Linked DNA regions of Homo sapiens: region 1 is linked to region 2. A link is an interaction called in ENCODE POLR2A ChIA-PET data of the cell type or tissue named here. Cell type or tissue: IMR-90. All regions are shown on one strand. Region 1 has its middle 27 kb from the start of ZBTB38. Region 2 has its middle 15 kb from the start of RASA2.

Evidence for each region. ChIA-PET counts read pairs that join two places held together with the same protein. Peaks named below come from ENCODE experiments on the same cell type or tissue, not always from the same donor. Only the 100,000 strongest peaks of a DNase experiment are listed, where the experiment ranks them.
Region 1: POLR2A ChIA-PET joins it to region 2 with 7 read pairs; 4 of 35 experiments call an interaction of 5 or more read pairs at or near these places.

What each region holds. Positions count from the first base shown.
Region 1 is chr3:141,339,177-141,344,176 of GRCh38, forward strand. It overlaps a transcript of ZBTB38 not described here. Among named protein-coding and RNA genes, the nearest start is that of ZBTB38, 27 kb to the right of the region's middle. In IMR-90, no CTCF peak of the experiment used is centred here; a DNase peak (open chromatin) is centred at 2,095.
Region 2 is chr3:141,469,322-141,474,321 of GRCh38, forward strand. It overlaps the pseudogene KRT18P35. Among named protein-coding and RNA genes, the nearest start is that of RASA2, 15 kb to the right of the region's middle. In IMR-90, no CTCF peak of the experiment used is centred here; a DNase peak (open chromatin) is centred at 2,040.

The sequences.
Region 1 (5,000 bases), 130 kb before region 2:
CAGGAAACATAAAAAGGCTGACAAGGTCATATTGGAGTCACCAAGGCAGAGAGAGATAGGAGGTAAGATCAGAGAGGAAGCCAGACCCAGTTCACTTGAACTGTTCTAGGCCTAACATGCCACTCCACCAGCAACTCCACGGGTTGATTCTGAATGTGATAGGAAGCCTTTGGAGCATTTTGAACAGAAGAGTAGTATGATCTTGTTTAAGTTTTTAGAGAATCATCCTGGCTCCTATGTGGAGAAATGTTGGTAGGTGGGGAAGAGTAGATTTAAGGACACAAAGTAGGAGACTACTATAAAAATCCAGGGAAGAGGTCATAGATTGGCCCAGAGCAGTAAGCTGTGGAGAAGGTAAGATGGTAAGAAGTGGTTGAATTTGTGTGTGTTTCGAAGGTAGAGCTGATAAAGCTTTTTGATGAATTGAATAACTTTTAAAGAAGAAAAGCAGTTAAGGATGATTCCAACCTTTTTACCTGGGCGTCTCACTGGAGGTGGTGCCATTTACTGAAATTAGAAAGCCTGGCGTGGAGTGGCGAGTGGGGACCAAATTCGAGGAGGAGTGGGGAATCAAGAATTCTATTTTTGACATGTTACAATTGTGAGGCCTGTTAGACCTGCAGATAGAAGTGTTGAATCAGCAAATGAATTCATCAAGAAAAGAGTCCGGGCTAGAGATACTAATTTGGGAGTTGTTGACGTCTTGATGATCTTTACAGGTGTGGGATTTAATGAGCTTAATGGGAATTAAGTAAAACTATTTTGCTTATTACTTATTATGGGTAGGTCACAGCACTTTGTGCTTGGAGTATACCAGCAAGCAAGGCAGACACAGTGATTATTCTAAGTGGTTTGCTCCGAGCCCTGCATGCCACCAGGAATGGTCTTGACTTTTGTTATTGTTAAACTTATTAAATGTTGGAGTGGACGCAAACTTAGAGATGACCAAGTACAAATTCCAAAACCTCTCTCAAATTTACAACTGAGGAAACTGAGGCATGGAGAAGTTAAGTAATTTGTTAAAACCTAGTGTTTAAAAACCATGTATACTTTAGAGTTTTCAATAATATTCAGTCCAAAGCGTTCATATTCTTCCTTTTTATTTGTATTTTTCTTATAGTCTAAGAAAGGAAGTTAAGTTGAGGGGATAGTAAAAAAGATAATTAGAGACTTTGCCTAAAAGACCTATGAGAGATTCAATTGAATTCAATAACTAATTATTGAATGCCTATTGTGCTAGAAACTATGGGTATAAAGACGACTAAGAAGACAATTCCTACAAGGGGAGAAAATTTTGCAAATCACATTTCTGAAAAGAGACTTGTATTTAGAATATATAAAAACTCTTCAACTCAATAATAAAAAAGACAGATAACTCAAGTGAAAAATTGGCAAAAGATCTAAATAGACATTTCTCCAAAGAAAATATACAAGTGGTTGGCCGGGCGTGGTGGCTCACGCCTGTAATCCCAGCACTTTGGGAGGCCGAGGCAGGCGGATCACGAGGTCAGCAGATCAAGACCATCCTGGCTGACATGGTGAAACCCCATCTCTACTAAAAATACAAAAAATTAGCCGGGTGTGGTGGCGGGCACCTGTGGTCCCAGCTACTTGGGAGGCTGAGGCAGGAGAATGACATGAACCCAGGAGGTGGAGGTTGCAGTGAGCTAAGATTGCGCAACTGCACTCCAGCCTGGGCGACAGAGCAAGACTCTGTCTCCAAAAAAGAAAAGAAAAGAAAAGGAAAGGAAAAAAGAAAAGAAAAGAAAGAAGGAAAGAAAGAAAGAAAGAAAGAAAGAAAGAAAGAAAGAAAGAGAAAGAAGAAAGAAAGAAAGAAAGAGAAAGATAGACAAGTGGTTAATAAGCGCATGAAAAGATGTTCAAATAATTAACCATCAGGGAAATACAAATTAAAACCACAGTAAGATACCACTTCACATCCTCTATGATGGCTATAATAAAAAAAGACAGACAGTAGCAAGTGCTGGTGAAGATGTGGAGAAATCAGAGCCCTTCTACATTGCTGGTGGGACTGTAAAACAGTACAGCTGCTTGGGAAACAGTTTGGCAGTTTCCTAGAATGTTAAACATAAAGTTATCACATGACTCAGCAATTCCACTCCTAGGTATATACCCAAGATAAATTAAAACATATGTCTACACAAAAACTTGTATACAATACACATGACTGTATACAAATGCTGTTCATACCAGCATTATTCATAATAGCCAAAAAAGTAGAAATAAACCGAACGTCCATCAACTGATAAATGGGTAAACAAAATGTGGTGTAGCCACACCATAGATGGTATCCATATATACAATGGAATATTATTCAGGAGAATTGCCTGGGAAGCAAGTTCAGGGTGAGAATGGAGAGCCAAGGGCAGAATCCTGTGAAGCACCAATACTGAAAAGACAAGTAGCAAAGGAAGGTCTGTGAAGAAAACAGATGGTCAGGAGTAGAAGATTAAGAGAAAGAAGAGTTAATATTATGGAAACCAAGGGAAAGTCTTCCAAGAAGGAACTGCATAGCAGAGGCAAATGCTAGAGTGATGTCATCAGTGAAAACCAAGACACAGCCACCAAACACAGTGGACATCCATGACTGCAATCTGAACACACCAGCTGTGAAGACATTGCCAGAATAATTGAGGAAATAGGAATGTGGAATGTGTGTATAAGATGATACGACAGATTTGTTGTTAATTTTCTTGGTTTGATATGATACTATGGGTGTGTAGGAAGATGTTCACTTTTTTAAAAAAAAGCATACTGAATTATTTCAGGGTGAAACGTTAGAATGTCTATAATGAACAATAATTTAGCAGATAAAATGGATGAAACAAGGCAAAATAGTAACAATGGGGCCGGGTACGGTGGCTCACGCCTGTAATCCCAGCACTTTGAGAGGCCAAGGCAGGTGGATCACGAGTTCAGGAGATCGAGACTATCCTGGCCAACATGGTGAAACCCTGTGTCTACTAAAAATACAAAAATTGGCCAGGCGTGGTGGTGCGTGCCTATAGTCCCGGCTACTCAGGAGGCTGAGGCAGGAGAATCGCTTGAACCCGGGAGGCAGAGGTTGCAGTGAGCCAAGGTCACGCCACTGCACTCCAGCCTGGCAAGATGGAAGATACCAGGCAAGCTGGGACCAACACAGAAAATGGACCAATATCTTGAGCAATCTCAACAGAGCCAGTGAGACTCTGTCTCAAAAAAAAAAAAAAAAAAAGTAACAATGGTTAAATCTAAGCAACAAGTATATACGTTTATTAATTATACTATTCTCTCTAGTTTTTTGTCCATTTGAAAACTTTGGAAAATCTGAAGCAATCAACCACACAAACAAAACCTGTAAAGAAGCCACTGGATTAGGCAGTTAGGAGAACCCTGGTGACACTTGAGAACATAGCTGCGGTTGAGAAGCGGGTGCCACACCCAGATTGTAGGGGATTTGAGGTGAGGCTGGAGAGTGGACACAAACCCTCGTGCAAGAAGTTTAGCCCGAAATAAAAAAACTAGAGAGGGCAATAAGGTCCCATGATCTTTTTTTTTTTTTTTTTTTTTTAATGCACAGATCTGGGTTTGTGTACAGGCAGTGGGAAGAAGCCACTAAGAAGCTAAAGATGGAAGGTGTTGCTGAGAGAAATAATGATTCAGGGAGGGAGAGAAGAAAAATTATGAACAAGAGCTGAGGAAGGGGAGAGGACAGGTCTTTTAAGCTAGGGGTGGAAGGGGATTATTTGATGTGAAGAAAACTGAATGAGCACGAACAAACCTGCAATGTCAATATATGGAGCTGTGTTCCATCTCCATTGAGATCAAATGTCTGCAAGTCTATATGTTTATGACACTGAATATATCATCAGAAACAAAGCTGCAAAGTATTTCCCATCAGTTTCATACATTTTGGGCATTGCATACTGTATTGTCAGGATTGATCCAAGAGAACAGCAGCCATGTGGCTTGCTGGATCGGAGGAAGTTTAGGGCAAGGAAGTGAATGAATGGCAACAGGAAAGCCATCTGGGGTAAAAGTGGTAATCCTTCCCCACTCAGGGAAAAGATGGGTGATTCACAGCAACCAAGACCACGGGAGTATTGGTTAAACCAACACTCCAGTTTACTCTTATGAACCACCTCAGAATCCCTTGGGGTTTCCATTCAAGGGAGCAGGACAGTAGTATCATTTGGGGACTTCCAAGCATGGTGTTAGGTCATGAGAGCCAGGGAGGTGGGGATTGTCAACAAGCAGATACAAGGACCCTTGGAGGTTGGGGGAGGAGAAGGACTCTGAGCAAATGGGATCAAACAGGTAGAATGTTTCTCCCACAAATTCTCAAAGAGGGTGACTAAGGCTATCACAGCATATATAGTCTTCCCATCCACACAGGAGCTTTGTTTCCTGATCTATACCAGCAGAGGTACAGATCAATCCAGGATAATTATCCTCAGCCCCTGTTGGTTGAAGATACCAGGCAAGCTGGGACCGACACAGAAAATGGACCAATATCTTGAGCAATCTTAACAGAGCCAGGACCAGGCATGGATCAAAGTACAACTCTCCTTCTGGATAAAGAAATATCCACAAAAATCTGCTTCGAACATCATATCATCTTGAGACAGTTCCATGGCTCAGATTCGTGTTGTTTTCTCCTTTGTCTTTGTGCCCCAGAGACGTGTTCCATTTTGTAAATGACACGGATGAGGACACCATTCTCTTGTCAGTGATTCTCAAACTTTTTCACCCAAGGGCCTCTAACAGTAGAAGAGAGAAAACATTGATGCTGGGAATTTTGAGGGACTTGCATCTAATCAATATGTCCAAAGCACAAAATCGATTCCATGTCTCCTGGTTACCTTAGGAACCCAGGTGTACTTTGTATTCTAGTAACAGCAGGACAGGAGACCTCCAACTGTGGTCCACTTTGGCTATGTTTTAGTTGGCTGCTGTTTTCTGTTGCTGCTGTAGTAAGTCACCGAAAACTTGGTGGCTTA
Region 2 (5,000 bases):
ACATTTCAAATTTTCTCTTCTAGTTATTTTGAAATATATGATAAATTATTGTTAACTTAGTCATCCTCCTGTGCCATCAAACACTAGAACATATTCCTTCTATCTAACTGTATTTTTGTACCCATTAACCAACCTCTATTCATCCTCTGTCCTTCCCAGCCTCTGGCAACCATCACTCTACTCTCCGCCTCCATGAGATCAACTTTTTAAGATCCCACACGTGAGTGACAGAATGTGGTATTTGTCTTTTTTCACTTTTCTAACCTAGTTATTTCACTTAACATAGCAATCTCTCGTTTCATCCATGCTGCTGCAAGTGACAGGATTTCATTCTTTTTTATGACGGAGTTGTATTTCATTGTGTATATATACCATATTTTCTTTATCCATACATCCATTGATGGACACTTAAATTGATCTCATATCTTAGCTATTGTGAAGAATGCTGCAATAAACATAGGTATGCAGATATCTCTTCAATATGCTGATTTCCTTTCTTTTGCATGCATACCTAGCAGTGGGATTGCTAGATCATATCATAGATCTATTTTTAGATCTCAGTGTTTTGAGGAACCTCCACACTGTTTTCCATAGTGACTGTACTGATTTATATTTCCATCTGCAGTGTATGAGTGTTTCCCTTTCTCCACATCCTCACCAGCATCTGTTATTTTTTGTGTTTTTCATAATAGCCATTCTAACTGGGATGAGATGAGATCTCACTGTGGTTTTGATTTGCATTTTCCTGATAATTAGTAATGTTGAGCATTTTTTATATGCCTGTTGGCCATTTGTATGTCTGCTTTTGAGAAATGTCTCTTCAGTTCATTTGCCCATTTTTAAATTGTATTACTTGGTTTTCTTTGTTTTGTTTTTTTGCTGTTGAGTTGAGTTCCGTATATATTCTGGTTATTAATCCCTTGTTGAATGGATAGTTTGCAAATATTTTTTCCCAATCTATAGATTGTCTCTTCACTTTGTTGATTGTTTCCTTTGCTATGCAGAAGCTTTTTAGCTTTATGCAATCTTATTTGCCTATTTTTGCTTTAGTTGTCTATGCTTTTGAGGTTTTAACCCAAAAAAATTTGCCCAGACCAATGTCATAAAGCACTTTCCCAATGTTTTCCTCTAGTAGTTTCAAGTCTTACATTTAAGTTTTTAATCCATTTTGATTTGTTTTTTCTATATGGTGAGAAATAGGGGTTTATTTTTTCTTTTTTCTTTTTTTTTTTTTTTTTTTTTTTTGACCTCTGAACTTTTTATTGGCCTCCTGCTCCCCAAAGGGCATCCTGCTTCTGCTGTCTTAATGTCTCAGAACTTTGGTGTCATTGGTCTCAGACACCACTTTGCCAACCACTATCTGGCAGATGGTGGTCTTTTGGATGGTTTGCAAGGAGTTGCTACTGTCCAGGGCATCACCAAGATTGAAGTCCTCGCCGTCTTCCAGCAGGCGGCGGTGGGTGGTGCTCTCAGCCTCCAGCTTGGCCTTGATGTTCAGCAGGGCCTCATACTCCTGGGCCTAACACTGCCCCTCTGCCCGGGTCTGTGCCAGCTGTGACTCCAGATACAGCAGGATCCCATTGAGCTGCTCCATCTGCAGGGCATAGCAGGCCTCCACCTCCTTCAGGCTGTTCTCCAAGCTGGGCTTCAGATTTCTCATCGAGTCCAGGTTGATCTCCAAGGACTGTACTCTATGTCTCAGCTCCCTGAGCATCATCTCAGCAGCTCTAATCTCAGCGGACTGCGTGGTGACTACTGTGGTACCCTCCTCAATCTGCTGAGACCAGTACTTGTCTAGCTTCTCTCGGTTCTTCTGAGCCAGCTCGTCATATTGGGCCCAGATATCTGCCATGATCTTGGTGAGGACCTGAGATTTGGGGACATCTACCTCCATGGTCAACCCAGAGCTGGCCACCTGGGCTTGTAGGCCTTTTACTTCCTCTTTGTGGTTCTTCTTCATAAAGAGCAGCTCCTTCTTGAGAGCCTCGGTCTCTGTCTACAGCTGCAGCTGAGTAACATTGGTGTCATCAATGACCTTGGGGAGTTCATGGATGTCGCTCTCCACAGACTGGCACATGGCCAGCTCTGTCTCATACTTAACTCGAAAGTCATCAGCAGCAAGACAGACATTGTTGATCTGAAGAACCATGGGAGCATTGTCCACAATATTTGCGAAGATCTGAGCCGTCAGGTCCTTGATGGTCTTAAAGTAATGGCCCCAGTCTCTGATCTGGGGTCCCTTCTTCTCCAGGTGCTCCCGGATTTTGCTCTCCAGCTTCTGGTTCTCTGTCTTCAGGTAGGAGGCCAGGCAGTTGTTCAGGCTTTGCACGGTCTCCTTTTCATTTTAGATGCCTCCCATTCTTACTAGACCCCCGGCCATCCCCGCAGCCAGGCCCCTGGGCCCCAAGCCACCCCGGAAGCTGATGGAGTGGGACACAGAGATCCAGAAACCAAAGCCCCCCCATGGCTGCATAGACACTGGCCATGCTGCTGACCAGCCAGGTGCTGTAGCTGGGTGCCTGGACAGACCCCAGGGACCAGTAGTTGGTGGAGAAGGTGGACCGAGTGGTGAAGCTCATGCTGTCCAGGGAGGAGAGCGAGAGGACAGGACTCAGGCTTTGCTGATGACCGAGATAGGGGTTTCATCTTTCTGTCTATGAATATCCAGTTTTCCCAGCACCATTTACTGAAGAGACTGTCATTTCTCCATTGAATATTCTTGGTACTTTTGTCAAAAATTTATTGGCTGTAAATACATGGATTCATTTCTGGGCTCTCTACTGTGTTCCATTGGTCTATGTGTCTGGTTTTATACCAGTACCATGCTGTTTTGTTTACTATAGTTTTGCAGTATATTTTGAAGTCAGGTAATGCGATGCCTCCAGTTTTGTTGTTTTTCACTCAGGACTGCTTTGGCTATTTGAGGCCTTCTGTGGCTTCTTTTGTTTTAAAAAAAATTTTAAGCTAATGTTCTTACTGGACTTCTGTGGTTTCATATGAATTTTAGGGTCATTTTTTCTACTTCTGTGAAGAATGTCTTTGGTATTTTGATAGAGATTGCACTGAATCTGTAGATCATTTTTGGTGGTATGGTCATTTTCATAATATAAATTCTTCCAGTCCATGAACAGGGATGTGTTTCCATTTTCTCTGTGACCTGTTCAATTTCTTTCATTCATGTTTTATGGTTTACCTTATAGAGATCTTTCATCAACTTGGTTAAATTTACTCTTACATTTTTTATAGCTGTTGTAAATGAGACTGATCTCTTGATTTCTTTTTCCACTAGTCTGTTATTGGTGTATAGAAATGATACTGATTTTTGTATGTTAATTTTTTATCCTGCAACTTTACTGAATTTGCTTATCAGTTCTAAGAGTTTTTTGTTTTGTTTTGTTTTGGTGGAACTTTTAGGGTTTTCTATATATAAAATCATGTCGTCTGCAAATAGGGACAGTGTGACTTCCTCCTTTCTAATTTAAATGCCCTTTATTTCTTTCTTTTGCTTATTTGCTCTGTCTAGGAATTCCAGTACTATGTTGAATAAGAGTGGTAAGAATGGGCATTCTTGTCTTGTTCTAGTTCTTAGAGAAGAAATTTTCAGTTTTTCCCCATTCAGTATAATATTAGCTGTGAGTTTGTCATATATGGCCTTTATTGTATTGAGGTACATTTTCTCTATACGTAATTTTTGGAGGGTTTTTTTTTTAATCATGAAGGGATGTTGAATTTTATAAAATGCTTTCTCTGCATCTATTGAGATGATTTTTTATACTTCATTCTTTTGACATAATATATCACATTTATAGATTTGCATATGCTAAACTATCCTTGCATCCCTGGAATAAATCCCACTAGATCATGATGAATGATCTTTTTAATGTGCTGTTGGACTCAGTTTACTAGTATTGTGTTGAGGATTTTTGCATCTATGTTCTTTAGGGACATTGTCCTATAGTTTACTTATATTGTTGTTGTGTTCTTGTCTGGTTTTGGTATCAGGATGAGCTGGCCTCAAAGATGCATTTGGAAGAATTCTCTCCTCTTCAACTTTCTGGAAAAGTTTTTAAAAAAAGGTATAGTTCTTCTTTAAATATTTGGTAGAATTCAGCAGTGAAATCATCAACTCCTGGACTTTTCTTTGATGGGAGACTTTTAATACTGATTCAATCATGTTACTCACAATTGGTCTATTCAGGTTTTCTGTTTCTTCTTGGTTCAATCTTGGTAGTTTGTACATGTCTAGGAATTTATGCATTTCCATTATGTTTCTCATTTTTTGGTGTACAGTTGTTCACAATAGTCTCTAACAATCTTTTGGACGTCTGTAGTAGCAGTTGTAATGTCTCCTTTTTTTGTTTCTGATTGTATTTGTTTGGGTCTTTTCTCTATTTTTCTTGTTTAGTCTGCCTAATGGTTTGGCAATTTTGTTTATCTTTTCAAAAAAACACCTTTTTTCTTTTGTATTTTTTTGGTCTCAATTATATTTATTTCTGCTCTTATCCTTGTTATTTCTTTTCTCCTACTAATTTTGAAGTTGGCTTCTTCTTGATTTTCTAGTTCCTTGAGATGCATCATTAGGTTGGTTATTTGAAATATTTATACTTTTTTAATGTAAGCATTTATTGTTATAAACTTCTCTCTTAATACTGCTTTTGCTGTATGCCATAGGTTTTGGTATGAGTATTTCTTCTCAATAATCTTCTTAATGGATGTGTTGCCATACCATCACTGTAGAGTGTATTTCTACCACAGATATCTGTGTCTTCAAGTGATCCATGCATGTCGCATAAGGTAATTTATTAATGCGATACTTCAATTCCCTGACTACTTTTGTGAATCAGAAATTTTACTACGATTTACTACATAAGATTTCTTTATCTGAAATGTGGAAAATGGGGTGAAACAAAGCTACTATTTAATAGAGAAAGAGTGAGAAAACAGTAAGTTTAGCTGAGGAAATGAAGCCAAATATAAAAATTTGTTAATGCCAGAGGAGA